6 separate regions of the Mus musculus genome follow, and regions 2, 3, 4, 5 and 6 are each linked to region 1. A link is a loop called in an ENCODE intact Hi-C map of the cell type or tissue named here. Cell type or tissue: left cerebral cortex. All regions are shown on one strand. Region 1 overlaps 4930417O13Rik (RIKEN cDNA 4930417O13 gene). Region 2 holds the start of Gapdh (glyceraldehyde-3-phosphate dehydrogenase). Region 3 holds the start of Ncapd2 (non-SMC condensin I complex, subunit D2). Region 4 overlaps Vamp1 (vesicle-associated membrane protein 1). Region 5 holds the start of Iffo1 (intermediate filament family orphan 1). Region 6 overlaps Ing4 (inhibitor of growth family, member 4).

Region 1 (5,000 bases):
GTCCTAAGATGTGGTTAATTTTGAAGAAACCTCTATTGGATGCTGAGAAAATAGTAAATTTTTTAGTGTTTATGTGATATGTTCTATAGATGTCTGTTAAGTCCATTTGAGTTATGGAGTTATTTAACTTCAGTATTTCTCTGTTTGGTTTTTGCCTTGAGCTAACAGGTCCTATGGTAGAAGTTGGTAATGTCATTCACTCTTACTATGTTAAGGTGAAATGTTATCTTGGCTATAGCATTGTTTCTTGTATTTAATTGGATGACGTTTTTGATGCATAATGTTTAAAATTTTAATATACTCTGGGTGTATTATTTTTTAATGACTAGGTAGGGTCCTTTCCTATCTTTTCTAATTAGTTGTGGCTCGATGTCTAATTAGTCAGATATTAAAATAGCTTGCTTCTTGCTTCCATTTGTGTGGAATATTTTTCCTACCTTTTATCCTATGTGAGGCATATTTCTTGGATGCAGCAGAAAGATGGACCCTGTGTTCCAATCCATGCATTAGTGTTTGTTTGTTTTAACTCTGTAATTTTAGATGCTGTGGAGGGTGCTGCTTACCGTCTTGCTCAGCATGGCTTGCTCAGTCTGCTTCCTTATAGAACCCAGGACCACCAGCCCAGGGATCCTGTTTTCCAATGGATTGTGTCAAGGTGACATAAAACTAGCCAGCACAATCGCCAATTGAAAGGATTATATCTTTAAAATTATACATTTTAAAAGTTCGACCAGGCAAATCTATAGCTCTCCAGGTCAAATACTTTCTAAAACCTTTGCAAAAACTTTAACAAACACACCTGTGGTTCCAGTGAACTCGGGTTGGAGTCTAGCACGAGTTGTTTCACTTCTGAAGTTTGTTTTAGATCTTATGTAATCTCCAAAGGGTCCCAGGAAGGATGGGACCTCTGCTTGGATCTGTGCTGAGTCTGAGGATCACTGCAGGTCAGGGGAGGAGAACTCCTCGCTGGGTGTGAAGCGGAGAAAATCAAGAACCGGTTGTAACTTGTTCCTCAGCAGCCCCAACTCTGATAAGGTAAGTTGTCTGTGGAGGACCCAGCCCTCTTTACCAGGGAACTACTCGCTCAGTGGCCCAGGAGCTTCTGAGGGAAGGAAATGTGACTGGGCCTGGAAGAGATACAGGTCTGGCTTGCTTGTGCTTGCTTCATGGTCAGCCAGTAAGAAGGAACCGGGCATCTGCTGTGCCACTCGCCTTCAGAGCAGCGTGGCCACTGGTTCCATCCTGTTTTCTACCTCCCAATAGTTCTGCACGTCTCTTGTGGCTAACCCTAACCCAGAATCATAAGAGGAGGAAATTCCAGGAAATATGGTCTTATCTTCATTGAGATGGTATGAAGCTAAGAGAGATCCAGTTTTTCCCAATGTTAAATAAAGAACCTGTGCCCACTAAGGACACTTTCACAGGATGATGGTAATCTACAGTTATCTCGGCAGGAAGCCTGGGTGCTCTCCTTGTCAGAGGTGTGAGCCCTCAATCCCAGGCTTGGGCTCATGTACGTGAGTGGCTTAGGGACTATGGCTGTGATAAAGCACCACAGCCAAACTCGATATGGGGAGGAAAGGGTTTATTTCAGCTTCTATCCTATAAATCCATCACAGAGGGAGGTCAAGGCAGGAATTCAAAGCAGGAACCTGGCGGCAGGAACTGAAGCAGAGACCATGCTCACTGACCAGTTCCTTATGGCCTGCTTATAGTGCTTTCCTATACAATTTAAGACCATGTGTGCTGGGATGGCCTAGCCTCAGGGAGCTGGGGTCCCCCACATCAGTCATTAATCAAGACAGTACTCCACAGACCAACTCCCCCCCCCCCCCTCAAGTAAAAGTCCCTCTTCCCATATATGCCTGGGCTTGTGTCTGCTTGATAAAACCCAACCGGCACAGTGAGTCTTGAAAATTTGGTACGTAGAACTCCTTAAGGCTTTAAACTACACTCAACAACATTTAATAGTTCTGAAGTCTAAGTCCGCACTCATGACGAGTTTAGATCTGTTGGCGTCTCTTAGGTACCTGCAAACTTCTGAAAGACCACTCCAAACGCTGAAATTACGCTAATGACTGAGCAGAAGGGGGGCTGGGGGAAGGGGACGGGACGGACAGAACTTGTGGGGAGTTCTAGACTAGCGCTGGGAATGGAGACTGAGTCTGTTTCACTCTCCCAGGGCCAACCAGGAGCTGACACATCCGGGGTGGAGATGCTCCCCAGGAAGGAGGGACGCCTGTGGTGACAAAGTCTGTTTAAGAGGAACAGGGGCCTCGTGGGTCAGTTGCATAACCTGGAGCTTCAAGCTCTGCCTCACTTGGCGCAGAGCCTCGGTTTACAGACACTGTTCTTCCACGTGATTTGAATGGAAGCAGGAGAGAGCATGTCCCTGGTGCCTGGGCTTCGGGTGCCCTCTTGTGGCGGAATATTGGTTTTGAGTTTTCAGTTTCTCCTTCCCTCTCTGGAATCTTACCGTCTTCAAGGTCATTGTTGTTAAAATGGAAAGGCAAAGGGCTTGGGGGTGTAACTCAATGGAAAAGAATGTGAGTCTCTGGGTTCAGTCCTCTGAACCAGGTCTCTCAGGGCTTAGCTTTGTCTGCAGGGTGGTCAAAGTCTGAGGGTGACATCCCTAACATGGAGGAGAGGCCACCGATGGGGGCAGAGCCCTTGGTCTAAAAGACACCTGTCTGTAATGCGCTCAGAAGAACTGACCAGGGCCCTACTCGATCTTCCTTCCGGTCTCTTCTAGCCTAGACTCTAGGCCCGTGGTTCTTAGGGTGGGTTTTTGTTGGGGGAAGGCAGAGGTCAGGGGTCCTTTTGAGCAGCTTAAGACTGATGTTGGGGTTTTGTTTAGAAAATTACACAACGGAACACTGCCGCTTAGGGTTTGGGGAAGCTAGTGGTCTCTGGGGACCAGAACCCATATGTTTTTTGGTTTCGTTTTTGTTTGTTTTGTTTTTCAAGTCAGGGTTCCTGATTGTCCTGGAACTCACTCTGTAGACCAGAGTCTGGTCTAGAACTCAGTGATCCGCCTGCCTCTGCCTCCTGAGTGCTGGATTAAAGGCATGAGACACTACCACCCGACTATAAACTCACAGTTTGACATCTCCCGTTCTAGGTCTCTGCTCCTGTCAGTTTCTCAGTGTCTGATGCTCTCTGAGGCAGATCAGACATGTTTCGCACTGGTTCCCTAGAGAGGGAGGAAGGACAGGTGTGTGTGTGTGTGTGTGTGTGTGTGTGTCTTTGTGTGTGTGTGTGTGTGTCTTCTTATGAGATAAGCAGTATCCCACAGAGATGTGTAAAGAGGGCCCTGTATTGAGAAAGTGAGGTCCCTTTTATGAAAATACCCGAGAAAGACAGAGACAAGTGCTTTATAATCTTAAGGTCGAGAATGTCTCCACGGTGCCGGGTCTGAGGGATCTGACTGAGATGAAAGTCCCCCCCCCACCCACCCCGCAACACAGAGCCTCTTAAACTCCATTTTAGATAGCTCTCAGATGGCTTGAAATGCCTGTGACAGTTTACAGAGGCAAAGCGAAGCATTTCACATATTCTCACCAGCCAGGTTGACTTGCTTCTAGCAGAAAACGTAAGCAACAGATTGATCTCTGTCCCTTTAACACACCTTGAAAGGGGTTTCCTGGGATGGAGAGTTGGCTCAGTGATTAAGAGCACTGGCTGCTCTTTCCAGAGGACTGGGGTTCAATTCCCAGTAACCACGTGGCAGCCCACCACTGTCTGTAACTCCAGGCATTTTCACCCCCCTTCCCCACTCCCCCGTTCCAGGCAATCTGATACCCACACACAGACAGACATGCAGACAAGATACCAATACACATAACACAAACATTTAAAAAAAATGACTAAAGGGATTTCCTTTTGGTCAAGTACTGTACTATTCAAGAACTCAATAAATGCTTACATAATAAATATCAAAAGGGAGATTTTTAGAGTTGGAGGCCCCTACTCTGTTACCTCTGTTTTAAGGAAAGCAACATAAGAGCCAGAGAGCTAAATAGCATTCATTGATTCATTGATTCATTGATTCATTCATTCACTCACTCAGGTTTAGTCATCGGTTCCTGTGTGTGAGGGGTTGGTGTTTGTATGTGGAAGCTGAGGAGGACTCGGACTGGAACTTTCTGTCTCTGCCTCTGAGCTCTGGGATCACAGCTGTCAACCACCACACTCGGTTTACCTCGTGAGCTCTAGAGAAGCACCCTGCCAACTATGGTGCATGCTACCCCTTGAAATTCTCTTTCCTGTTCTATTAAGTGACAGGTAGCTAGGATGGACGGATATGCTAAATTTATCCCTTTCTAGTAAAACATGATGTTTTATGGAAAAGTACAAAAATACAAGTATTAATGAATTAAAGACATCTTGTTATTTCCTTATATTACTTTTATATTCACTAACACAGAAAAATATCTATATATTTCTATATACTGTATAACAATACATAAATATGATATATTTGTATATTATTTTAATATATAAATACATTTTTATAAAAATTAAAAAAATAAATATAAATGCATTTTAAAAGATTTATTTAATGTTGCTAGGCATGGTGGCATATTTAAACCCTGCACTCAGGAAGCAAGAGGCAGGCAGATTTCTGAGTTTGAGGTCATCCTGGTCCACACAGTGAATTCTAGGACAGCCAGGGCTACCTGTCTCAGACAGACCTTGTCTCAAAAAGATATTACTTAATGTTTTGTATGTGTGTGTTAAATATTTTGATTACATATATGGATGTATGTGCCACCTGTGCCAGAGGAGGCTGAAAGAAGGCGTCAGGTCCCCTGGAACTGGGGCTATGGCTTCCTGAGAGCCACCACGTGGATGCTGAGAATTGGAGCTGGGTCCTCTGTAAGAGTAATAGTGCTCTCAACTGCTCAGCCATCTCTCCAGCTGGCTAAAATGTATTCATATTGGAGACTGGCCTAATTAAGATTGTTAGCTAAGTGAATGATGACAGCAACATCATAATT
Region 2 (5,000 bases), 110 kb before region 1:
AGGCGGCACGTCAGATCCACGACGGACACATTGGGGGTAGGAACACGGAAGGCCATGCCAGTGAGCTTCCCGTTCAGCTCTGGGATGACCTTGCCCACAGCCTTGGCAGCACCAGTGGATGCAGGGATGATGTTCTGGGCAGCCCCACGGCCATCACGCCACAGCTTTCCAGAGGGGCCATCCACAGTCTTCTGGGTGGCAGTGATGGCATGGACTGTGGTCTAGAAAACACGGGGGCAATGAGTGAGGTCCTGCACGGCACCCCTCTACCCAAAAGGGACACCTACAAAGAAGGGTCCACTCATGGCAGGGTAAGATAAGAAATGCATGAGCTGTCTCCCCACTGCCTACATACCATGAGCCCTTCCACAATGCCAAAGTTGTCATGGATGACCTTGGCCAGGGGGGCTAAGCAGTTGGTGGTGCAGGATGCATTGCTGACAATCTTGAGTGAGTTGTCATATTTCTCGTGGTTCACACCCATCACAAACATGGGGGCATCGGCAGAAGGGGCGGAGATGATGACCCTTTTGGCTCCACCCTTCAAGTGGGCCTGTTTAAGGGAAAGAAGTTGATTTCAGACTCAGTTCTTGGTTTTCAGGTTGCACCATATCAAGGGTGCCCGTCACCTTCAGCTTTCCGGCCACTTACCCCGGCCTTCTCCATGGTGGTGAAGACACCAGTAGACTCCACGACATACTCAGCACCGGCCTCACCCCATTTGATGTTAGTGGGGTCTCGCTCCTGGAAGATGGTGATGGGCTTCCCGTTGATGACAAGCTTCCCATTCTCGGCCTTGACTGTGCCGTTGAATTTGCCGTGAGTGGAGTCATACTGGAACATGTAGACCATGTAGTTGAGGTCAATGAAGGGGTCGTTGATGGCAACAATCTCCACTTTGCCACTGCAAATGGCAGCCCTGGTGACCAGGCGCCCAATACGGCCAAATCTGAAAGACAAGAAACAGGGGAGCTGAGATCAGAACTCCTCATGGGTCTGTAGTGAGCCCCAGGCTATCTCATGTTCTTCAGAGTGGAATACTGTTGCACCATAGGTGTGGAGAACCTGCAGCCATCAGCTATGCACGTACCACAACAAAGGTACAAGCCTTTATGCAGACACAGTACATTAGAAATGTATGCATCAGGAAGTTCATGTTTTGTTCAGAATTCCCTTTAATAAAGCTAGTTGAATGCTTGGATGTACAACCCAAATATAGACTGTTCCCACCCTAGAAAGTCCAAAGAGATCTAATTTTATATTCTTTGAGCAGCCGAGGCCTGGCAGGGCTTTTATAGCACGGTTATAAAGTGGAGGTTTCTTTCCTGTCCAAGAGGTGATTGCTTGCCCAGCAAACCTCCTCCAAGTCATTCTAAGTCTCTTAAGAAGTGGCAGTTTGCCCCAGTCTGGGTACAAGCTTGGCACATCACCCCCATCACTCATGCCCTGGGAAGTTTGTTCCAGCATGGCTGGACTTCAGGCTACACCCCCTGGACAGGGCAGACCTGTGAACTCATTCATCAGCAAGCTCAAAGGGCAAGGCTAAAGGTCAGCGTGAGCAGCACAGGGCGGGCCCACCTGTGTCCTCCAAGTCCCTCGAACTAAGGGGAAAGACTGAGAAAACATGTGGGGGGTTTCCAACCCTAATCCCAGGGCTCGTTCGCGAAACACCTGTTCTTCTCGGGCAAAAATGAGAGCCGGAGCAACAGATGTGTGTAGGGGGAGCAGGGTGGAGAGCCCGCTCAGACCCCAGATCCAGAAAGGTCACACGGCTAAATTTAACCTCAGATCAGGGCGGAGTGGAGAGATCTGGTTTCTGGAGGATGGAACGGGGAGAAGGGCAGGATTCTGAGGCGCAGGGACACCCAATCCTCTTAATGACCTTTACATCCTGGCCTATAGGGCCTGGGTCAGTGCGAGGCTGTGATGGGAAGTGCAGGGGATGGAAGGGGCTGCTACTACAGGAGCCATTTTGTGGTGGAAAATTTCTTTTCAGAACCACCATGACTCAGCTCCCCATCCCACGGCTCTGCACTACGCCATAACTACCTCTGGGGTTGGGAGGTCAAGCGGACCTCTGTAAGTCCGCTTTGATTTTCAGAGAATAATCTAGAATACGCATTATGCCCGAGGACAATAAGGCTCAAGGGCTTTTAAGGCTAATAAGGTGAGACAGATTGTGAGGTAGAACTCTCTCGAGAGCACGGAAGCCTTGCATCACCTGGCCTACAGGATAAAGGACACTCCACCCAGCCGAGAGGAATGAGGTTAGTCACAAGCTAGGAAGAAGGAAGGCCTAAGCAAGATTTCATAACGGCGGTTCATTCATTTCCTTCCCGTTTGCAACATGGCGGCGGCCAGTTACCCTAAAGGAAGCCCAAGCCTGGGAGATGATGCGCAAAGGTATGCACCTCACAACGCCATGCCACCGACCCCGAGGAAGGGGGAGATGGGGGAGGGGCTTCCCTCCTGGCACGTGACTCCTCAGGGCGCGAAAGTAAAGAAAGAAGCCCCGGACTGGGGATTACGGGATGGGTCTGAACGGGCGCGTGGGGTTGTTCCTAATACTTAAGACTCCGGGCCGCTCATCCCCGCAAAGGCGGAGTTACCAGAGGTGCAGCAGCTGGGGGCCGCAAGTGCGAGCCATCGCCAGGTCCGAGCGCTGACCTTGAGGTCTCCTTGGGCGCTTCGGCCACCTCATCCACCTCCCCACAGTACTGCAGAGCCCCCGGGTCAGCAAGACCTGCGTAGGCAACGGAGCAGGGCCCCGCCCTGGAACTCACCCGTTCACACCGACCTTCACCATTTTGTCTACGGGACGAGGCTGCAGGAGAAGAAAATGAGATTAGCGTGGCCCGAAGGACACCAGGCAGTCCCCTCCCCCACCCCGCCTCCATTCCCGCCGTGCGCCCCATCACGTCCTCCATCATCCCCCCCCTGCAATGCGGAGCCTGGGTCCGGCTTGCACACTTCGCACCAGCATCCCTAGACCCGTACAGTGCCCACTCCCCTTCCCAGTTTCCGACTGTCCCCGGCCTCCTGCGGCCCACTCCGCGATTTTCACCTGGCACTGCACAAGAAGATGCGGCCGTCTCTGGAACAGGGAGGAGCAGAGAGCACCAGGGAGGGCTGCAGTCCGTATTTATAGGAACCCGGATGGTGGGGGGGAGCTGATGACGCGCGCCCCGCCTCCCGCCCTGCTTATCCAGTCCTAGCTCAAGGGCGCAGAGGCCTGAGCTACGTGCACCCGTAAAGCCGCGAGTAGCTGGGCCTCTCTCATTTCCCCTCCTCCCTCTCTTTGGACCCGCCTCATTTTTGAAATGTGCACGCACCAAGCGTGTGGGCTCCGAACTGATAGGGGGAGGGGAGCTGAGATTGCCCCGCTCAGGAGGTGACCGGGTGATGGTTCCCAGGATAGGACTCAGGGAATACAGACTATGAACTTAAGGACGAGGAGTCCTTGGAGTGTGCACCAAGGACATCCAGGACCCAGAGACCTGAATGCTGCTTCCCGAGTAAAATGGGAGAACAGGGGAAATGGAGAAGTGTGGGTCTCCCTGCCACTGCATCATCGAACCTCTCCCCATTATTGAAAAGGCTGCGGAAAAGTTGAGGATCTTCTCCTCGTTGTTCTTCGGTAGTGACACAGCAACCCCCCCCCCCGAAAAAAAAAAGAGTGGAAGAAAATGCCAGGGTGGGGGCACTTTTCCTCCCGCGGGAGCCCTCAGGAGCCCCATTTCCCTATCTGCCCCCCCCCCCCTCCTGGCTTCTGTCTTTGGCCAGAGGCCTGGCTTGTGTACCGCGCTGTGAGGGCAAGGGGGTGGCCAGGAAGACGCTTGAAAAGGAGATTGCTACGCCATAGGTCAGGATGCCCTGCAGCCTGGAAACCTGATAATTGAGACTTACAAACACTCTCCTGAGTTTACCTGATGAACCTAAGCTGGGACCCCGGGGTAAGGGCAGCATCCCTCTTAAGGGTTGAATTGGAGGAGGCTCAGAGGCCTCCTATAGTATCCCTCCTCGGAACCTGAGAGCTGCCCCGCCCAGGCTAGGAGACACTGCCCCTTTCACCCACTGTAGCCCCAGGGTGGAGAGTTGGGACGTGAGGGCGGAAGTCCCTCCCCATCCAGGGACGTGCTGACTGGCCCTGGAGCCAGGGACTCTCCTTTTTTGGCTGCCCTCGTGGACACAGGGTGAGATCAGTGAGGGGAGAACACAGGAGAGGAAATATTATACCCCTGAGCCAGGACAGGGAAGCCCCTAGCCTCTTGCCACAAGTGGAAGGGAGAAAAGGCATTCTTTGGTTTTATTTTGTCTTTTCGAGACCGGGATTCTTCACTCCGAAGGGTAGGGAGGCTGGGAAGGGTGGAAGGGCTTGGGAGCACTGTAGCAGGTGCAGGGCAGGGGGACTCTGGCGCCTCTTTGCTAGGCCAGTGCAACATGAAACCAGCCCCCTGCTCATCTAGCTCAAGAGCCTATTGCTAAGTTTAGCTGGCCTGGTGATAACCTTTGCTTAAAAGGCAGGGAGCACGCTGGGCTGCACCCCAAATCTAGTCTTGGCTCCTTGCCCTTCCAGATTGCCCTACCTCCTTGGGGCCCCAGAGCCAAGGCTGTGTTAGACTGACAGCTGTGTGGCCCGTGCCCAGGCTTCCCATGAGCGGGGAGCAGGCCAGATGAACAGGGTGGGAAGGGTGGGAGTGGCCCCAGCGCAGTGGTGGGGAGGAGAGGCATGGCAGATTCAGAGTCCCTTTTCTGCCTTCCTACCGAGGCTCTATGCACAGCGTTAACCCTTTTCCTACCCAAAGAGCCCTTCCATAGCCCAGCCCTAACCTAGTGTTTCAGAGGTGCACCTTCCCTTTTGCCTCACGCCTGTCATCTATCATTACTGTCCCCTCACCAAGAGGTAGGGAGCACTTCAGCAGCACTGTGCTGTTGTCATGGCAGCAGAAACAGCAGTTGTGCCTCCTGCTCCAAGTGACTCAGCAGATTAAGGGCTTGGG
Region 3 (5,000 bases), 80 kb before region 1:
GATTTCTGAGTTCGAGGCCAGCCTGGTCTACAGAGTGAGTTCCAGGCCAGCCAGGGCTACACAGAGAAACCCTGTCTCGAAAAAAAAACAAAAACCACCTTTTTCTCAAAAATGGCCCAGGACATTTTATGCCATGAATTCCATGTGGTGATACAAATAAACCAACCAACCAACCAACTATGGGACAACAAACAACTAAAGGCAGGGACTAGGAAAGACCTCCCTGGCCCAGATGGAGTGTCCCGGGGCTGTAGAACAGAAAGGATAACATCATTGCATGGAGTCTCTCACCTCTAAGCTGGGATGAGAGGTGCTTGACGGGCAGCACCTCCCGGACAACGTACTGATTCACACCTCCACTTTTCAGCAGCTCCTCTGGAGATAAGGGCAAGTGGAATTCAAAGTTGTGGGGAGACATCTTTCTCCCCCTGGTTCACCTAGAAACCAAACAGCAAAAAAAAAAAAGGCATGGTGTAAATCTACCAGTGTGTCATCTTTTGATTATGTGACAAGAACATTTCTACTGAGTCTACCCCAGGTTCAGTTCAATATAAATAAAATATATATTTTTTCAAATGTTTTTCAGTCTTATAACAGCTATATGAATCGTCTTATAAAATATAAGATCAGAGCCGCACAAAGTAACACATGCTTATATCTATGTCCCAAGTCCACGGGAATCAGTAGGATGGAGTTCAAGGCTAGTCTCGGCTACGTGGTGTGGGCTGCAAGAGATCTTGTCATAAAACACCCTCCCCTGCAAACCCTCACCCTCAATATAAAAGCAACTCTAGAGGAGAATAATTTTTTCCTTTAAGTTTTATTGCATTCTGATGAGAAAAGATACATAATTTCAATTTACCTGAATTTGTTACATATTTTGAGTAAATAGACTTACATCACATTCTTCTTTCCCTTTTGTACCCCAACTCCTCCCAGAGAGTCCCCCCTTTCAAAACCTGCAATACCTTTTGTTTTTTATCATATTCTTTAAAATTTATAAAATAAGCTGGGCGTGGTAGCACACGCCTTTAATCCCAGCACTCGGGAGGCAGAGGCAGTTCCAGGACAGCCAGGGCTATACAGAGAAACCCTAACTCAAAAAAAAACAAAACAAACAAACAAAAATATATATACATATAATATTGTAACAATAACAATGAGTATTATAAAAGTTGTGTGATATAACACAACAATCAATTGAACAGTCTTATGCAGATGTTTGTCTACAGCAATACTGAAAATACATATGTTTTTCTCGGTATAAATTTTAAATAACTCCAAATATATTAACTGTATGATATTTTAAAATAATATATCACTATTAGTTTTTTAAAAATCAACACAAATAGATCAAGTGAGCATAATTCTTATTATTCTGACACTAAGTCATTGAGTCTCATGGTCTCTGTAAAATGGTGTTGCTCTGGGGATCAAAAGAATCAAGGGATAAAAACTAGTCAATAGCCAGGGGTGGTGGAACATGTGTATAAAGGCAACATTAGAAGGCTGAGGCAGGAGGACTGCTGAGTTTGATGTCAGCCAGGACTGCAGTGAGGCTGCAAGGAGTACATCTCAACAACAACAACAACAACAACAACAACAACACAACAACACAAGACAATACTAATGAACTATTAAGTGACAATCAGTGTATACATACAGACTTATTGCTTCCATTTTAAAGTGAAAAAAATCCTTAAGAAATATTTTACTGAGCATTGGGGTTCCAGCCCAATCAATGGAATGGAAGGACATTAACTTCTACTTATCCTGTGCCTGATTTCAGTCTCATGGGGTGCAGAACGAAACAACCAAATTTACACATTGGGTAGTAAGGCTATGCGATTTTGCCCACACCACACATTCAGATTCTGATCTGTCAGACACACAGCCATACTGGATCTCAAGGGCATCCCTACCAGACCGTCGCTCCCGACCGCACTCCGGCAAAGGCTGCGTCACGTCCTGGACCTGCTTTTTCTCAACCTTTCCCTTCCCAACCTTTCGCACTGCCACATCTCACCTGGACCCCGCGACACCCCTCACCCGCCGCTTCTTCAACCGGAGAGCCCCCTGCTGAAAAGGAAGGAAGAAAACAATAGGGCAGGATACGCGCCAAACAACGAGATGGTTTTCAAGCTAGCGGAGGAACCGGCCAATCCGCGGCAGGCTGAGACGGAGACCCGCCTCAGCGCCAGGCGTCGCGCTCGCGGAGCCCGCAATTCCCTGTTCAAACCTCAACGGCTGCCAGGAGGCCAATCGCGACAGAGGCTGGAGAAGCCAACCAATCACAGCCCCGGGGGCGGGGCAAGCGGGCGAGGGGCGTGGCCCCGAGTCTGCGCTTTCCCGGCATCTCTACCGTAGTCGGCTAAGCATGGTCACCCGTTGTCTCTCCGCGGGCCGCCTAAAGCAGTCCAGCTTTTAACCATGTGGCGCCCGGCCCTGTACACTCCGGGAATATACTGCCCCAGCAAAACTCAGCTTGCCGTAGCGCCAGGCTCCCGTCCTCCACTTCCCTCACAGTTGAGGACGCGCAAGGGACAGGAGAGAGCTTATTTTAACGGAATTTCGGTTTGGGGGCGTCCTTTCCTGCGACAACAAACACCGCAGCGGTTCCATTCTTCCAGGGGCTAAACCGGAAGTATTTGACTGGACGCGCCTCACAGGCCGGAACTTGGAGGGCGGGGCTTGTGGCTGTGCGAGCCACCTTGGGATGACTCCCTAAGCTACCTGGGTAAGGCCCAAAATGGCTCCTCTTACTGTCACTACCGTGTGAGTCCCGCCTGGGACTGTAATCTGTGTCTTGGCTTTGGAATTCACACCCGCTCCCCATTTTTCCGGCTGGTTTGCTGCCCCTACTGAGGCGGACAGGCTAGAGTAATGGCAGGGAGTGTCCCTTGGGCGGCAAGTAGGAGACTGTGGGGCTGGGTGCCCTCGGCATGCCGAAGCTTCTCTCTGGGTAAGTGGCTTAAGTGTAGTAGGACGGCCGGCTAACGGCTTGTCACTGGGCAGTGCTGATTCATGCTTCTGTCCTTCCCTAGGCGTCCCACGGTTGGCCTTCGTAAGGCTCACTCTTCCACCTCCCAAAGTGGTTGATCGCTGGAACGAGAAGAGGGCTCTGTTTGGCGTCTACGACAACATTGGAATCCTGGGTAGGACGCGATTCCTGGTTTCTGAAGGATTAGTATGCTCTCTTGACTCTTTCGGTTTTATTTGTGGAGAGAATAGTAATGTGCCCGGGGCAAGCCTGGGGGCACAAACCTGTTACACGGGAGATGAAGCCAGGCAAGACCAGTCTGAGATGCGGAGAATAGTGAGGAGTGCGGGACTCAGTCTCACTAACACAGTAGTGGGCAGGTCTGAGGGCCAAAGCGAGTAAATGGGAGTGTCAGTATTTGAACCCAGACATTTCTGGCTGCAAAGTCTTTACTCCTTTCTTTCTTTCTTCTTTTTTAAATAAGATTTTTGTGTTTTCTGAATGTGTACCGTGTACTGCTCAAGCAATGCCTGCAGGTTCAGGGTGACTTCCTAGAACTTCCCTTTCAGGCAGTCGTGAACCTTCAGTTGAGAGTGCTGGGGAATCCTTTGGAAGAGCAAGTGTTACAAAGACTCTGTCCCTTGTACTAGACTGGTGTGTGCCTTGTCTGTCAGTAGTTCTGATCAGGGAGATGAAACTGTGTTGAAGGCCTAGTTGGGCTAGGCTGACTTCTCTTCTCTTGAAACTAGTATATATTCTGTCACGTTACAGGGAATTTCGAGAAGCACCCAAAAGAACTGATCAAGGGCCCAGTATGGCTTCGAGGCTGGAGAGGAAATGAATTGCAGCGTTGTGTCCGAAAGAAGAAATTTGTGGGAAACAGGATGTTCATTGAGGACCTGCATAACCTTAACAAACGGATCAGCTATCTCTACAAACACTTTAACCGACATGGGAAGTACAGATAGGACGGGAAATGTGTCACCCTGGAGAAGGGGAACAGGACTTATCCCAGCAAGGAGAGAGCTTTGTGTGCTCGATGTAATAAAAAAATGGGGCTCCTTTGGAATCTGATATGCCCAGTGCTACATTTACTCATGCACTCTGACGTCTGCCTCGTTCCTAAGTCACATGATCTTTTGTTACTATTACTTACAGCCCAGTTATGCTTGTGGCCTTTATAACAATCATTTATTGCTGGCACTTTCTGACACTGGCACCTCGTGTAAGTTTTTAAAGAATTTATTTTTATTTATTTTATCTTATTTTTTTGTAATCTTGGAGCTGAAACCCAGGGACTTGCTCATTCTAGGGAACTCTGCCACTAGCCGCCCAGGCCCTTGGAAGTGTAGCTGCTATTTCTAAAGACTCTGCCACCCCAAAATGAACTAGGAAAGTGAAATTACACTTTGTACTGCTCTTATCAGTTATAAGTTAGGGAACTTGTCTGAGTACCACAGCATTTCCCATCCTCTTGAATAGGGCAGTTTTGTGGAGGCTGACCTTGAGTCATGCCCAGTTTTATGAAGTGTTAAAGATCACACCCAGTATTACCCCTGTGTGTGCTACCCTGTTTGCTTTTTTTTTTTTTTTAGGGGAAAAAAATGTCATTTAAGAAAGATATTTTAGGGCTGGTGAGATGGCACTGACTGCTCTTCTGAAGGTCCTGAGTTCAAATCCCAGCAGCCACATGGTGGCTCACAACCACCCATAATGAGATCTGACGCCCTCTTCTGGTGCATCTGAAGTCAGTCACAGTGTACTTATTTTTAATAATAAAAAAGTCTTTGATCATTGGACCAGAGCAAGTGGAGTTGACCAGAGAGAGCAAGGTCAACTGAGGCAGCAGAGGTCCTAAATTCAATTCCCAACAACCACATGAAGCCTCACAACCATCTGTACAGCTACAGTGTACTCACATACATTAAATAAATCTTTTTTTAAAAAGAAAGATATTTTAATACAGGTTTGAGCATCAGGGCTATGAGAGAGGTGTTCAGAGGTAAAACACTTGAGAGCA
Region 4 (5,000 bases), 52 kb before region 1:
ATCTTGTCATTGGTGCCACCATCCTGGACACCTTCCAACACTAGCTGCTACCAACTCATTGAAATCCCTCCCTCTGGTCTAGAACTAGATTGCTTAGCTAGCTCAGTAGCAGTGCAGATCCTGTGGCTCCCATGGCTTTGCAGATTCCTCTATGTTTAGGAAGGAAATGGGAAAGCGGCCCTTTAAGTGGAAGAAGCTGGTGTAATCTGCTAATAGAGTCTTTCTGAGGGGCTTCTACATCTTGATCTTAGCCAAAAGGCCGAGAAGCGGTTGGGGTTATTACATCGTGTCTAGAACATTTCCCTTAGTTATGGAAAAAGAGATTCTGCATCTTGGTTCTGTTGTAATTAATCAAGGAATTTACTTTTTTTTTAGCAACTTTCTGGTGGCTTAACCTTTACTGTACTTATTCTTGGACTTTTCTAGCAAAGATTTTTTTTTTTTTTAGCACTTAAGAAATTTCTATTCCCCATCAAATTTTAGCTTTCTCTCTTTACCTTGCTTCTGTGGGTTTAACTCTGGGAACTCGTTAGCTGGTGACTGTCAGAGAGGAGTTCATCTTCAGGCCCCACCGTTGCTTTAACCCCAGCAGATGGGGAGGCAGAGGCAGATAGATCTGTATTTCAGGCTAGCCTGGTCTACATAGAGAGTTCCAGGACACCCAGGGCTTCGTGAGACCTCATCTCAAAACAAAACACCCGAAACACAAACCAAACCAAACCAAACCCACTCTGGATTATTCCCTTCTAAGGCCGTGGGAACGCTTTGCCCTCAGCGGTGCTGGTGGAGAGACTTGAACTCACAGCAGTGTAGTTCAAGCTTCCTTATCTGACACGGGACTGGGTAACTATCCTGAGACATCGCCCAGTCTGAAGATGAATGGACAGAGTGTCTGCTGTGTGTACACTGAGGACTGTTTCTAGCATTTTTATTTCTGGTCTGTGCTTTTCGGAACGACTAGTATAATTGTTTTAGGTCTCAGATTCATTTTAAATGAAACTCCTGGCTTCTCTGCCAAGAACAGAACAACCGGCTTGGATTCACTCCACCTATACAGACTTTGCTTTTGGTGATTCTCCAAACTGTCTTTGCAGCAGCCGTGATGTTCCAACTACAGTGTGAAGCCCAACCGGGAACCAGACCCTGCCCCAAGCAGGACCGTCGACTTGCCCCTTTCATATTCACACTTCAGATTCACGTGGCCTTACGATTTAATGTTTTCTACAAATTTCTCTTCCCCTGGATTGGGTTGTCCCATCTTATTTCATGTGAGGAGCTTGTAGTGGCCAGGCAAATTCCATCTAGGTCAAGGCTGGCATATTTGTCCCTATGGCCATTGTGCCAGAGGATGTGTCTGAGTTTGCCTCTCAGTACTTGGGGGTGGCTGAGGAGCTAAAATGCCTTCCGTTTTCAATCAGCATTTGCTTTGGTGGTGTGAGGTGAGGATGCATAGGATTCTTTTCTTGTCTCAGTTACGTTGTGTACTGTTTGCCTCTCTCCACAGGTCTGCTCCAGCTCAACCGCCTGCTGAAGGGACAGAAGGAGCTGCCCCTGGTGGGGGTCCTCCTGGTCCTCCTCCCAACATGACCAGTAACAGGCGGTTACAGCAGACCCAGGCACAAGTGGAGGAGGTAGGCGCCTGGCACCCTCCGTGAGAGTGTCTAAGTCAAGGATCGGTTTACCCATCTTCCTCTTTTTTATAGGGGAGAGGCTCAGGGGGTGGGGTGGGGCAAAGCGTGCCATGGATCCAAAGGCCTTGGCTTGTGATCTCCCAGGCATTATTCATTTTCTCGGTCTCTAGGGGGGAAATCTCAGCGTCTTTATTTCTGCAATCTCCTTAGGTGGTGGACATCATGCGTGTGAATGTGGACAAGGTCTTGGAGAGGGACCAGAAGTTGTCAGAGCTGGATGACCGGGCTGACGCCTTGCAGGCCGGAGCATCACAATTTGAGAGCAGTGCTGCCAAGCTAAAAAGGAAGTACTGGTGGAAAAACTGCAAGGTGAGATTCCCTGCCCCCTCCAGCTTTTCCTGCCTCGCTCCCCTCTCAGGAGGCAAGAGAGCCATTAACTTCTCATTTTCTTTCCTCTGAAATCTGGAAGCCTCCTTGATATGTAGTACCTGTGTTGGCCACCAGGGTAGGCTAGAGTAACAGAACCACTAAGAAAGCCCTAGGTAGAGGAACTCAGAATTTAGACTAGTGAGGTAGCTCTTTCTCATTTAGTATCTTCTGCAGAAAGTCTCACCTGGCTCTTTCCTCAGACACCCAGCAGCCATACACTGGCTCAGTATATGTATTTAAACATCCACAACTTCTGTAGCCTGAGCAGGTACTTCACAAAGTTTGCCCATCCATTGGAATTCCAAGAGAAAAAAACAAACAGGCAACAGGAAGTAAACAACATGAGGCTGCAGGTCCTATGCTCCTGAGGTTGTGACCGTACAAGAGGCAGAGGCCTGTGGGTGGTCCCATCTCTGAGTGCAAGGGCTCATGCTCTGTCCCCATCTGTCTCCTCAGATGATGATCATGCTGGGAGCTATCTGTGCCATCATCGTGGTAGTGATTGTAAGTAAGTATCGCTGAGGTCGCTGATGGGGTGAAGAGGTGGGAAGGTCCTGGAGACTTCTCCCAGCCCTGCCTGCCTGCCTGCCTGCCTGCCTGGGGAGTGGGGCCGCTCTGCAGAGGTATGGAGACGGCTACTGGGGGATCGTCGTCTGGTTTGGGAGGGAGGAAGGGCAAAAACAAGGACATTCCTTGATGGACAAGCCGCCCCCCTGCAAAGGATTGTGGGAGATTGCCCCTTCTGCTGAGGAGGTGGGTTGAGCTGTTTGCCACTAGCTTGGGTCCAAGGGAGACCTTGGGGCTGGGGTGCCTGTTACTGAGAGACCTGAATGTCTGGTGATGTGCTGTAACTTGCCCTCTTGTTCTCTCCTGTCTCTTTTTTCCTTCTCCGTCTGGGACTTGCTGGTTCCTGTGTCCAGTCTACTTTTTTACTTGAGAATGTGCCATCCCTTCCCTGTTCTCCATTGCCACCCAAGCTCATGTCTCTTCCCCTCTGTTTGCTTTCTCAACAAACTCCTCCATCCTCCGTTCTCCATCCTGGCCCAGGCTTCTCCATGACCCTTCCTTTACTGTTGCGTTCATTTGCACCCTTCCTCAAAACTAGAAATGCTGCTCGTGGTCCAGTCCTGAAGTCACTACCCGAAGACAACGGCTGGCACCTCCTCCTTACCCATTTATCGTGTGCCTGGAGCTTAAAAGAGTTGTGGCCAAAGGGAAGGAGGGGGCCGGGAATGGCAGAGGTGAAGTGTCTGAGAAGTTAGCATAGCTGAGGGGAGGAGAAGGGTATTTGTGTCCATGGTGTCTCCAAGAAAGGCTGGCCTTTGGCAGGAGGGGAGCAAGAATAGTTGGGAAGTAGTAGCTTGCTGCCAGTGCATGTGTATATGCACATGTATATGTACATGCACATGTATATGTATATATTAGTTGGGAACTGTTGTCCTTATTTGAAACTTTTCTCCCATACCAGGCCTGCCTTTGGTCCCAGAGGTCTGTTTAAAGACCAACTTCAAATCCCTTTTAGAAAAAGTCAGACTTGTATTTTGTAGCTACTCTTTACATGTCAGTACAGGATTTTCTGTGTCTGTGGGGAACTTTACAGCCTTTCGCTCGCTTTGTTCTCTGTAGGCCTAGGAAAGGCGTACTTTCTGGTTGTAAAAACACCAGGACACTCTTACCTTCTCCTAGAAGCCATCCCACATGCTTCTCTTCATGTCACCTGAAGCATTTGATGTTATTCATGAAGGCACCAAATAATTTCAGGGAATCAGGGGCTTGGAAAATAACAAGCTTTCAGGAGTGTGCTTCTTGCCATCTCACTAATGAAAGGCCTGTCCCTCCCTTGTTGTTGATCACGAGAAATGAGAGCTGCATGGCAAGACTCCCAGGCTGCCACAGAACACTTTCCTCCACACTACCCTGTATGTAACACGGGGGGAGGCAGGAGGGCCTTTCCAGAGTTAGAGAAGTCCACTGATCCCGCAGCTCAGTTTTGGATAGGAGGGTCCAGGCTGTGTTGGTGTGCCGTTGCGCTGCTGTGCGGCATGGGCCTCGCATCCGCAGCTGCCTGCCACTCTTCCGTTAGTTCTCCCTGCAGCCGCTGTGCCCATCCATTCTGCATTGCCTCCTGTCTTTCACTCCCTTTGCATGCTGTGTTTGTTGGAGCCGAGGATAGGAGCTGCACAGTCTGTCTCGGGGGCTTCTTCTAGTGTCATGATAGGATCCCGCATGGGACAAAGCCAGGTGCCCGGCGGGTGGAGGGCAGGGTGGGAAGAGGAGGGCAATGTTCTCAGACCTCTATTCCTTCTGTGCTCTGGTCCACAAACTGGAGGAGGCAGGGCCGTGCTAGGCCGGGGGTCCACTTCCCACGCAGCAGCCTTTCGTTCTGCAGAGCCATCGATCCTTCCTTTCCCTTGGCCCATTTTCCACCTTCCCTTCGTGCTGCCTCAGGGCAGGGCTGAAGAGCTGGAAGAAAGCAGTCAGTGTAGCCTCCCAATGTCCCCCGAAGGTCTCCACTCTGCTCTGGGCTTCCCTTTGCCTAGTGCAGGGAGCCATCTCTGGAGAAGAAGCAACACTGTCCTTGGTGTGTCCCAAGCCTGGAGCGTATGTTCCCTGTTGGCCCACCCAGCCCCAGCACGGGAATTATTTCCTGGGTTTCTGTCCATCTAAGGCTTAGGTGTAGTTGGCATTCGTTCTTCTGGGGGTGTTAGTCCTTCTACTTTCTATCTCACCTCACCCTGAACCCCCTTCTGTGTCTCTGCAGTCTTCTCTCCCTCCCACCACCCATGTGCATGAGCAAATATGCAGCTAACCCTGGGACTTTGCAGTCAGTTGAAGCCAAGCTTCCCACATCTCCTCTTTGTTTGCCATGGGATGATGTGGGGCTTCCATCGTGTCTGTCATTACCTCTGTCTCTTTCCTAACCCAGTCTCACAGTTTATG
Region 5 (5,000 bases), 130 kb before region 1:
ATCCCTTAAAACGTGTGGGGCAAATAGTTTCAGTAAAAACCATGAACTAGTGTGAGTAGTCAGTTTTTGGGCACTATCCTAAGGTGTGGGCCTTCGTTATTGTTTCTTTGGATTTTGGTGGGTTTTTTTTTGTTTTTTTGCCAGGTTTTTTATTATTATTATTATTATTATATGTAAATACACTGTAGCTGTCTTCAGACACTCCAGAAGAGGGAGTCAAATCTCATTACAGATGGTTGTGAGCCACCATGTGGTTGCTGGGATTTGAACTTCGGACCTTCAGAAGAGCAGTCAGGTACTCTTACCCACTGAGCCATCTCACCAGCCTGGATTTTGGTGTTTGAAGACCGGGTTTTTCTATGTAGTCCTGGCTCTCCTGGGACTGGCTCTGTTGACAAGGCTGGCCTGGAACTCGGATCCATCTGGCCCTACCTCCTAATTGCTGGGATTAAAGGCTGTGCCACCACCACTGCCTGGCAACTGCCTTGGTTTTTGTTTGTTTGTTTTTTGAGACAGGGTTTCTCTGTATAGCCCTGGCTGTCCCGGACCTCACTTTGTAGACCAGGCTGGCCTCACTCAGAAATCTGCCTGCCTTGTTTCTTAATGATCAAGCCATCTGTTTAATTTTTACCTCAGGAAACTCGGCAGCAGCTACCCCTACAGAGCCTGACCTGAAGGATCAGGTCACCCCAAAGTCTGAGAACGGTAGTCAGCCCACCAAGAAAGCCCGTGGGGCTGTGAAGGCAAAGCAGCAGTTGCTGAGACAGCCACATTCCAAGAAGCCCTTCCAGAAGTTGAACGGCATCGCCAAAGGGCCAGGCTTGTCCACTGAACCTTCTGTCCCAGATGCCCAAGTGTCTACCAGGCCCAGTCAGTCTGCTGGGAATGCTGACGTGAACAGCAAACGAAAGAGGTCTGAGAAGCTGAAGCAGCGGGGACCTAAGTGGAAGCCCTCTAAGGAGGCTGCTGTCCCAAAGCCGAGCGCCCCTTCCAGGGTTGAGGACTCGAGAACACCTCCTGTGCCGACTCCCTCTGAAATCCGTGCTGCCCCAAGGCCTAAGGACTGTGCTCCATCCCTTGGGGAAGCCAAAAAGAAACAGAAAGGAAAGCAGCAGTTAGCACAGCAGCCTGCTAATGGAGCTGCTCCCCTGAAAGAAGATGCTGTTTCCAAGGGACCCTCAGCCCCCTTTGTGTCTCCCCACAGTTCCACCAGGCCCCCACCAGCAAAAAGGAGGAAATCAATGACAAAGGGCAACAGCCAGCCTCTGTTGTCTTAAATGGACTTGGAAACTTGACATTGTCTCTGGGTTGGAACTTTTAGATCCTGATGCAAGGCTGGCCTCCCCCTGTGCATACATATGAAATTTAATATACATATTACCACTCCTAGTTGCTGTTGTGTTTTTTGAGGGGACTGGGTACTGGCGGTTTGTAGGAAAGTGGGCCTGGGTTTCTCTGGGGAGAGACAGTTGTGCACTATTCAAATGACTATTCAAATGGTAAATTTCTCCCTCCATTTCTTAGTCTTCATGGGAAAAAGTAAAGGAGTCCGACCCAGGGTACCAGGTAGAAGAGAGGGCAGTAGGGAAGACTGTCTCTAAAGAGCCAGAGGTCCTGTGCCTACAGTCAGAATCTTAGGCTGTGGCTCCCCGGGAAGGGCTAGTCTGGCTCCTGCCGGGGTTGACCCCACTCATGGGGCCTCAGACCCGGGAAAGGTTCAGCGCTGATGCCCTAATGAGGGCCTTTCATTGGCCCCCTCTGCTCCCTCCCTTATGACCTTTGCCCTCCTGCCGGGCTATCTGATTGGTCACTCGTATCCCACAAGCATCTCATTGGCTCTTCTCCTCACCCTCTGCTGCACTGGTCTCCTTCTCCCGGCAGAAGGCGCAGCCATGAATCCGTTATTTGGTCCCAACCTCTTCCTCCTACAGCAGGAGCAGCAAGGCTTGGCCGGGCCGCTGGGGGACCCTCTGGGAGGTGACCACTTTGCCGGGGGAGGGGACTTAGCCTCGGCTCCGCTTGCCTCGGCCGGCCCCTCTGCCTATTCGCCTCCGGGGCCTGGTCCGGCGCCCCCCGCAGCCATGGCTCTCCGCAACGACCTAGGCTCCAACATCAACGTACTGAAGACCCTGAACCTCCGGTTTCGCTGCTTCCTAGCCAAGGTGCACGAGCTAGAGCGCCGAAATCGGCTGCTGGAGAAACAGCTGCAGCAGGCTCTAGAGGAGGGTAAGCAGGGCAGGCGGGGCCTGGCCCGCCGTGACCAGGCGGTACAGACCGGCTTCATCAGCCCGATCCGGCCCCTGGGGCTGCCCCTGAGCTCCCGGCCGGCCGCCGTGTGCCCCCCATCAGCGCGGGTGCTGGGCTCGCCCTCCCGCTCGCCAGCTGGACCCTTAGCATCCTCTGCCGCCTGCCACACATCATCCTCCACTTCCACATCCACTGCCTTCTCCTCGTCGACCCGCTTCATGCCTGGCACCATCTGGTCCTTCTCTCACGCCCGCCGGCTTGGACCAGGACTGGAACCCACGCTGGTGCAAGGGCCTGGCCTGTCGTGGGTACACCCTGACGGGGTGGGCGTCCAGATCGACACCATCACCCCTGAGATCCGTGCCCTGTACAACGTGCTGGCCAAAGTGAAGCGGGAGCGGGACGAGTACAAGCGAAGGTAGGGACAGGGTTCAAGACATGCCCCACACAGACACGACAGGGGCAGGGAGTTAGTTAGTGAGGGTTCCTAGAACGGAGAAGTGGGGGGCGGGGGGTGGGGGGCGGAGGGCAAGAATCGTGTTAACAAGAGTTGAACTTCCTGTGATGATGAAAAGTGAGGAGCAGGGAAAGATTTGGTTGCAGGGACCCCAGAATCCACAGACAGTTCTCAAGTCAGACTGGTGGCTCGAAGCCTTCTAGAACACTGGGAACTGATGCTTTCTTCTGGCATGTCTCCCTGTCTTATGCAGGCTGCAGTGTCTGCGTGACTCTGCTAACTGTGGGGTGTTGTGTGGTATGAAAGGGAGACATCCGAGAGAGCTCTGCATCTGTGGGTCTTGGTTGTCGGGCCAGCTTCAGACCTTGGGGGCAATTTCAGGACATAAACTCCACATATGGGGTGAAGGATGCGGCTTTAATTCTGGAGGCAAATTAAGTGAAGTTGGAAGGAGGTAGTGAAGGGCGACTGTGCCTGCCCAGGGCCTCCTCTAAGGCATGTCCCCAGAAGCCAGGTCTCACCCTGGTTCCATACAAGAGGCTCAAGGACTCCGGAAGCTAAAGATATTGCTTGGAACAGTCAAAACACACAGGAAAAGAGAGAAAGGGTATGGGGTCTCCTAGGACAAGGAGAAGGGATGGCTGTCATAAAGCTGGTGGGGGCGCTCTATCAGAAGAATCTCCAACCAGAACCAAGTAAAAAAAAAAAGTTGGGACATGGGCACGCCCTACAGAGATACAGATCGGCTATCTCAGGACCAGCACTGTGTGTTCTGAGGGTGAAGGTTTGGCTTTCTGAGAGGAACCCTGTCCCCAGCAGGTTAACATAAGAGTTAAGAGGAAGGGATGTCACATTGGAGTGCTGGCTGTTTACCAGGAGGACTCCCTGGATGGCTGGTAACCAGGCAACAGGACAGGGCCACAGGCAGAGAGAGTTTTCTCAAGGCTGACCAGGCCCTGGTTGAGGAGGAAGTTGGTGGCGGTCAGAGGGGAAGCCCAGATTTGGAGGCTCCAGTGTCTTACCTAATGTGACCCTTTGGGGGATAGCCTGGTCTGTGTGTGCAGGCCAAGGTGGCAGGGATCGCTATCTGGTTATAGCCGTGTGTGAGGACTATTTGGAGGCCCTGGAAACACTTTGTAGGCTCTGGGTGACCTTCAAGGGTTGGTGATCTCTTAGCATCCCCCAGATCGCATGCATCAGCAGGCTTCCTGAAGTTCAATCCTCACCCTGGCTTCCATGACTGTGGCCCATGTCTTTGGGTTTTTAGTTATCCCAGCCTCTAGGCACCGCCCAGGGCCTGCCCGCACCTGCCTTCTCCCCTGAAGGGCTTAACAGCCAGTGGAGCATGGACAGTTCTGGAGTTCTGCTCTAGTCCTAGGAACAGCTGCTCCTCTCCAAGCCATCTTTTAAAACAGAGACTGTTTGTCCTTGGTGCAGCTGTCTTGGGCAGCAAAGAGTTATCCTTGGGGACTGGTTAGCTCATCACTGCAGCACAGGGTCGTGCAGAGGGCCCGCGGCTAGGATTGCATGGTACACGACACTCGCCCTTCCACCCCAGTGCCCCCTCCCTCCTTCTGAGCTCCTCACACCGTGCCCCCACACCCCACTCCGTTAGCCTGGATGGCATGCAGAGCTTGATTATTAAACTGGGCGGGATGGAGGCCCCGCCACCCCCTAGCTCCTGTCTTTAGCTCCTTTGCCTGGGTGATATTTTTCTTGGGGCTCAGTTTTTCCAGTAATAAGGATGCTCCTTGCTCTTTCCCTTCAACTCAAATATAGGATTTATTTGCAGGCGAAGCCTTTGGTAAATGTAGTAATTATGAAATTTGCCCAGATTCTACCCAAGTTATGGGAACCTTGCAAAAAAAACAAACAAACTGAGATTTGAATGCAGGCCACACTGCACCCATCGGTACCTGGCTGGAGACCACTGCGGGCATCTAGATAATTCAGATTTCTTTCCCTGTATGAGCCATCTCATTAAGCATCATCTTGCCTTAAACTTGCTCGTGTTTCACTGGGATTTATCAAGTTCATCCCTGACGCGTCTTGGCCAGGGTCGTAACCTCTTGTCTATCCTATGGGCTTTTCCTCTAGAGACTCACAGACTCTAGGCACACAGGATGCCACATCCCATACTTGTAGAGGAAGAAACCAGAGCCTAGCAAAGACAAAGGTCTCATGTAAGAAAACGTGTAACGTGAGGTTATCAGACTCTGTCACTGCTGGAACAGAGGGAGAAGCAGGCGAGGGGGAGTGCAGGGCTGGCAGGAAACAGGATAAGAGGGTGTGAGGG
Region 6 (5,000 bases), 230 kb before region 1:
TCCACCTTGACTTTCATGGACTCCTTAAAAGAAGATAATGGCCATCCTTTTCTACTTTTCCATATCAAATGAAGGATTGAGATAATACCTCAAGAATTCAGTGATGCTGAGCTGGCGAAACAGTTCAGTGGGTAAAGGTGTTTGCTACCAGGCCTGATGCCCTGAGTTTGATCCCCAGGACCCACACAGTAGAAGGAGAGAACCTCCCAGAAGTTGGTCCTGTGACCACAACCTGTGGGCCATTGTACACGTTCATCCACACACATACAAACTATGCACAAAATAAACAAGGTTCAGGGGTGTTACAGTTTTTGTACCTCTTTCCTCAAGACTAGAAGATACGAAGCCTAGACGTTGCTCCTGGTTTTGTTTTTTGCTTTTGCGTGAACGCAAGGTATGCCTCATTGCAGTGTTTGCTATCACCAAATCCACAGCACTTGAGGCTACATACGCCTGCATGGATGGCTGCTGGCAACTTTGCCAAGAAGCTATTACAAAGAAAGGGCAGGGCATGGTAGCATAGGCAGGTAGATCTTGGTGAGTTCGAGGCCAGCCTGTTGTACATATTGAGTTTCAGGCCAGCAAGGGCTATATGGTGGGACCCTGTTGGGGGGAAAAAAATCTGAGGTCATCCTTGTACATCTGGCACATACCCAGAGTTTGAGGTCTGCCTTGGCTACATGAGACCTTTTCCCCAAAAAACTAAAGAAATAAAAGTAACCAATAACAACAAAAGGGAAAGGAATAAAACAAAATGCATCAGGTAACATCAGAAGTGCTCTACTGTATTCCTCAACTCATAGACACATTGGATGTCATAACTCATAGGCGGTTAGAATCAGCTGGATTTTTCAGTCCTTGTACTCGGGGCTGAGTTGGCTCTCCTGAGGTGCCTGCCCTCTGGCGCCTGAGGAGCGCTTCACTGCAGAGCTCAGGCTGCTCTGCTCCGGAGGTAAGGTTCATTTTGAAGGTGTCCTCATACCCACTGAAGGATAGATATGTCTTATGTTCCATCCTAGGTAGCCATGTTCAAAGACCTAGCAAGCTAGGCTGTGAAGCCATGTCTTTTTTTTTTTTTTTTTTTTTTTTTAAAGATTTATTTATTTATTGGATGTAAGTACACTGTAGCTGTCTTCAGACACACCAGAAGAGGGCGTCAGATCTCGTTACAGATGGTTGTGAGCCACCATGTGGTTGCTGGGATTTGAACTCCGGACCTTTGGAAGAGCAGTCGGGTGCTCTTACCCACTGAGCCATCTCACCAGTCCATGAAGCCATGTCTTAAGTTGCTCTGGCTAAGTGTCTTCATGGGTATCACCTAACACTCTGGACATCTGCCTCTGACAGCTGTCTGCGAGACAGTTAGAATCGGCTGGATTTCTTTTCAATGTTGTTCTAACTCTTGATTCTGTGTATAGAGACCAGCTGGAAATTACAGAATTGTATATTTTTCTCACTTCTAAAGGCCTGGAATGCAGTGAGGTATGGGCATAGCATGTTCCCACTGCCTGGTGCTGCACTGGGTTAGTCTTTCATCTCCTTCCATTGTCATTTTTATGAGCCCTACATAATGCTAGGGGGTAGAGATCTTCTAGTCAGTATTCCGGGTCTTCACCAGCCCTCTACTATTAAGGTGTTTTGAGCGATATCTAAGATGAACAAACAAACAAAAAAAATGACAAGAATGGTAAGCAAGTTACAAGTGATGAGCAAGCTGGATGTGGTGGCACACACATGGAATCTCAGCTTTCAGGGGGCTGAGGCAGGAGGATTAGCTTCTGTTTGAGGTCAGCCTGGACTATATAGTAAGTTCTAAGACATCTTGAGCTACAGAGACTTGGTACTCGGAAAATGGAAAGAGAAAAGTAGGGTGGATGGGAAGGATGCAGACACCGCTTTCCTTGAAGTAATTAAGACGTAATGTTAAAATGTCAGACCCCGCACTCTGGCTGCGTAGGCGGGAGCATCCTAAGTTCAAGGCCAACCTGGGCAAGACTCAAAGAGAGAGAGAGACCTGGAGCCAGAGCACCAGTGAGTGACAGCCTGGTTTGCAGGAGGCAGGGCAGGGCCGTTTGGAGATGCTGCTCAGAAAGAAGATGGTCTTTGGAACCCCACTCACGAGGCAAGCAGCAAGCAAGCCCTGCAAAGAAGCATCCTGAAATGTCATCAGGAATGTACTTCAGGACAACCTGCTTTGCAGAGAACCCCACAATGACTCTGTAGTAGTCTCAACTCCCAACTCGGCAGCCATGTTTTCTGTACCCTGAAGGGACTTTAAGACAGTCTCAGCCAGGCCCACGCTTATGATCCCAGTGTTAGGAAATCTAAGACAGGAGGATATTCCAAGTTCAAGACCAGGCTAAGCTACATACTGACACTGTCTCAAAACAAACCAAAAAAAAAGCCCAAATGAGTATTTGCATTTCCTGAATACAAGGCATAGTTCAGTACAGTTCACTTGGAAGGTTTTGATGGCCAATGGAAAAGGTCCAAGGAACAAGAGGAAGAAGTATGTTTCATCTAGCCACCAGGGGCCGCTGTGACCCAGGCCTGTCTCTGTTGTAGACCTGAAGGCTGAAATTGACAAGTTGGCCACTGAATATATGAGTAGCGCCCGCAGCCTGAGCTCCGAGGAGAAGCTGGCCCTTCTCAGACAGATCCAGGAGGCCTATGGCAAGTGCAAGGAATTTGGTGACGACAAGGTGCAGCTGGCCATGCAGACCTATGAGATGGTATGGCCCTGTTCATGGTTTCCCACCTAGCTCTCAGCTAATTCTCAGGGTCTTAGACCCCCTCCTTCAGCTGTGTTGGGTCTTAGCTGTTTTCCTTGATCGGAGCCAGGCTTGGACCTCTTCCCTTCCTTCCCTCACAGGTAGACAAACACATTCGGCGGCTGGACACAGACCTGGCCCGTTTTGAGGCTGATCTGAAGGAGAAACAGATCGAGTCCAGTGACTATGACAGCTCTTCTAGCAAAGGCAAAAAGAGTGAGGAGGGGCGGGGCTGTGAGATGCGGGCAAGGAGTCAGAGGGAGAAGAGGCCAACTCCAGCTAGGAGGGAGCGGCACTGCCTGGACCAGGAGCAAAGAGAACTTAACCCATCTTTTTGTCTCTGCCTCCCGGCTTACCCTTTCTTCCTAGAAGGCCGGACCCAAAAGGAGAAAAAAGCTGCCAGAGCCCGTTCCAAAGGGAAAAACTCAGATGAAGAAGCCCCCAAGGCTGCCCAGAAGAAGTTAAAACTTGTGCGCACGTGAGTATACCAGAGGACGCCCGCCTCCCAGCCAGCCTCGTGCCACTTTCCCTGTCTTCTGTGCCAGTAACTCTGTCACTGTGGTGTCTGCTGGACGGAGAGGAAGCCACACATCACTTGCCTCACCACGATCTTCTACCACCTCAGAGCGCAGGTTGTAGCTTCCCTTCCTGCGGATGACATTTGTCTTCCTCTTGGCATACAGAAGTCCTGAGTATGGGATGCCCTCAGTGACCTTTGGCAGTGTCCACCCCTCTGATGTGTTGGATATGCCTGTGGATCCCAACGAACCCACATATTGCCTTTGTCACCAGGTCTCCTATGGAGAGATGATTGGCTGTGACAACCCGGATGTGAGAACCGTTTCCTCGGGGTTGGGGGAGGAGCTCTGAGGGGCATGAGTAAGAGGAGGAGGTGACTCGGGTGAAGAGAAGGATGCAGAATGGGATGGTGGTTGGACTGGGTTGCTGAGACTTGAAGTTTCTAAACTGGAGTAGAGGGCCCCTACCTCTCAGGAGCCGCTGGTGGCCCTCCCTCCACCCTGCTCCAGTCCCTCCCTGATGTCTGTGATCCATCTGCCTTCTCCAGTGTTCCATCGAGTGGTTCCACTTCGCCTGTGTGGGGCTGACAACCAAACCTCGAGGGAAATGGTGAGTGACAGCTGAAGTGTGGCAGGAGCTGGCAGGCCGTCCCATGTCCCAACGCCCAGTGTGAGAGAGCACACAGGCTTCTCTCACTTTCAGCTCACCTCACTCTTCTCTCCTTCATGTTGGGTTTTAGGTTTTGCCCACGCTGCTCCCAAGAACGGAAGAAGAAATAGGTTTCCCTGGATTCCATTACAGACTTCTGCATCCCCCTGACCTGGGCTAGTGGACAGAGTGGAAGGCCTGTGCTGGGGACGGGGGGCCCAGGGAGATGTGGACAGTGCGGTACCGTCATCCCTCTCCCTCCTCCCCACTCGGTGCTGAGGCTGCATCCAAACCCCAGTAGGGAGGGTGCTGCAGCCAGTGACGGTATGTGCTCTCCTCCCGCCTCTCCCAGAGGGAAGTAATCTCACTCACTGTCCTTTTGCCTCCTTGGTGAGGTTGGTGCTGTATTTCAGAGGGAGGGTCCTCTTCATTCCCCTTGCTTTGACTTAAGGACTGGGGCAGTGGAGTGGGGCACTTTCCCAGTCCCCTCACTCCTCCTTCCCCCATTGGGAGCTAGGCAGGACAGACTGCCTTCTCTGCACTCTTCCTGTTCTCCATGGGGAGGGGTCTTCTAGGTCATTTGGGCAGTGGCCTAGTTAAGTGGTTACTCCAACCTCTATGGCCCGGGGATTTATGCTGACTCTGAATGGGAGAGGGGCAAGGTAGACCGCAGGTTACTCACATGTAAAAGGAGTTGGGGTAGGTAAATAAAAGCTATCCATGCTAGCCTGCTGTGTTTATTGTAGAGACTGTTTAAGTATATGTGGTAAGCATTCTTTTCGCATCCTCTGGATTGGATGAGAGGCAGGAAGATGGCTTGCCAGAAATAGGACAAGACATAAAACCCAAAATGGTCCTGTCCTGTGGTGTCCACAGCTTCTCCACCTGGAGGAGTGCCTTGCATCGGGGGACTCAGAATTTTGTAATTACGAATCTCCTCTCCGTGAAACACCTTTAACCCAATTCCAATAAATCATGTATTTGCTTTATATGTGTGTGCGGTGATAGTATTAGCTTGATTTCTTCTAAATACAAAATAGATACAAACAGGTATTTTCTCCC

The links. Peaks named below come from ENCODE experiments on the same cell type or tissue, not always from the same donor. Only the 100,000 strongest peaks of a DNase experiment are listed, where the experiment ranks them.
Region 2: it touches region 1 in a loop (8-fold over the local background); 25 of 42 quality-filtered maps call a loop at or near these places.
Region 3: it touches region 1 in a loop (5-fold over the local background); 2 of 42 quality-filtered maps call a loop at or near these places.
Region 4: it touches region 1 in a loop (7-fold over the local background); 33 of 42 quality-filtered maps call a loop at or near these places.
Region 5: it touches region 1 in a loop (4-fold over the local background); 21 of 42 quality-filtered maps call a loop at or near these places.
Region 6: it touches region 1 in a loop (5-fold over the local background); 8 of 42 quality-filtered maps call a loop at or near these places.

What each region holds. Positions count from the first base shown.
Region 1 is chr6:125,269,379-125,274,378 of GRCm38, forward strand. It overlaps 4930417O13Rik (RIKEN cDNA 4930417O13 gene), which reads left to right. Exons shown (of 4, transcript NR_015527.1): 3 at 945-1,035; 4 at 4,070-4,399. Among named protein-coding and RNA genes, the nearest start is that of 4930417O13Rik, 6.4 kb to the left of the region's middle. In left cerebral cortex, a CTCF peak has its summit at 2,422 (motif pointing left); a DNase peak (open chromatin) is centred at 2,366; H3K4me3 peaks cover 301 bases; H3K27ac peaks cover 426 bases.
Region 2 is chr6:125,162,488-125,167,487 of GRCm38, forward strand. It overlaps Gapdh (glyceraldehyde-3-phosphate dehydrogenase), which reads right to left and starts at 3,286. Exons shown (of 7, transcript NM_008084.3): 1 at 3,065-3,286; 2 at 2,784-2,824; 3 at 652-949; 4 at 356-553; 5 at 1-221. The coding sequence starts at 2,806. In left cerebral cortex, no CTCF peak of the experiment used is centred here; DNase peaks (open chromatin) are centred at 1,418, 2,446, 3,194, 3,659 and 2 more places; H3K4me3 peaks cover 4,251 bases; H3K27ac peaks cover 4,024 bases.
Region 3 is chr6:125,189,472-125,194,471 of GRCm38, forward strand. It overlaps Ncapd2 (non-SMC condensin I complex, subunit D2), which reads right to left and starts at 2,115. Exons shown (of 32, transcript NM_146171.1): 1 at 2,027-2,115; 2 at 292-437. The coding sequence starts at 418. It overlaps Mrpl51 (mitochondrial ribosomal protein L51), which reads left to right and starts at 2,729. Exons shown (of 3, transcript NM_025595.3): 1 at 2,729-2,962; 2 at 3,045-3,155; 3 at 3,752-4,921. The coding sequence starts at 2,884. The coding sequence ends at 3,948. In left cerebral cortex, CTCF peaks have their summits at 2,194 and 4,697 (motif pointing left); DNase peaks (open chromatin) are centred at 2,264 and 2,672; H3K4me3 peaks cover 2,345 bases; H3K27ac peaks cover 1,850 bases.
Region 4 is chr6:125,217,070-125,222,069 of GRCm38, forward strand. Vamp1 (vesicle-associated membrane protein 1) reads left to right here. Exons shown (of 5, transcript NM_009496.3): 2 at 1,505-1,631; 3 at 1,842-2,000; 4 at 2,517-2,568; 5 at 2,981-5,000. The coding sequence ends at 2,997. Among named protein-coding and RNA genes, the nearest start is that of Vamp1, 4.0 kb to the left of the region's middle. In left cerebral cortex, a CTCF peak has its summit at 2,134; DNase peaks (open chromatin) are centred at 1,016 and 2,121; H3K4me3 peaks cover 560 bases.
Region 5 is chr6:125,143,365-125,148,364 of GRCm38, forward strand. It overlaps Nop2 (NOP2 nucleolar protein), which reads left to right. Exons shown (of 16, transcript NM_138747.2): 16 at 637-1,389. The coding sequence ends at 1,277. Iffo1 (intermediate filament family orphan 1) reads left to right here and starts at 1,860. Exons shown (of 9, transcript NM_001302779.1): 1 at 1,860-2,665. The coding sequence starts at 1,893. In left cerebral cortex, CTCF peaks have their summits at 1,880, 2,080 and 3,348; DNase peaks (open chromatin) are centred at 1,838, 2,451, 2,952, 3,596 and 1 more place; H3K4me3 peaks cover 3,525 bases; H3K27ac peaks cover 3,757 bases.
Region 6 is chr6:125,044,339-125,049,338 of GRCm38, forward strand. Ing4 (inhibitor of growth family, member 4) reads left to right here. Exons shown (of 8, transcript NM_133345.2): 3 at 2,566-2,732; 4 at 2,873-2,987; 5 at 3,144-3,249; 6 at 3,455-3,602; 7 at 3,838-3,899; 8 at 4,030-4,926. The coding sequence ends at 4,069. The region is part of intron 1 of 4930557K07Rik (RIKEN cDNA 4930557K07 gene); the gene reads right to left. Among named protein-coding and RNA genes, the nearest start is that of 4930557K07Rik, 3.0 kb to the right of the region's middle. In left cerebral cortex, a CTCF peak has its summit at 2,530 (motif pointing right); a DNase peak (open chromatin) is centred at 2,540.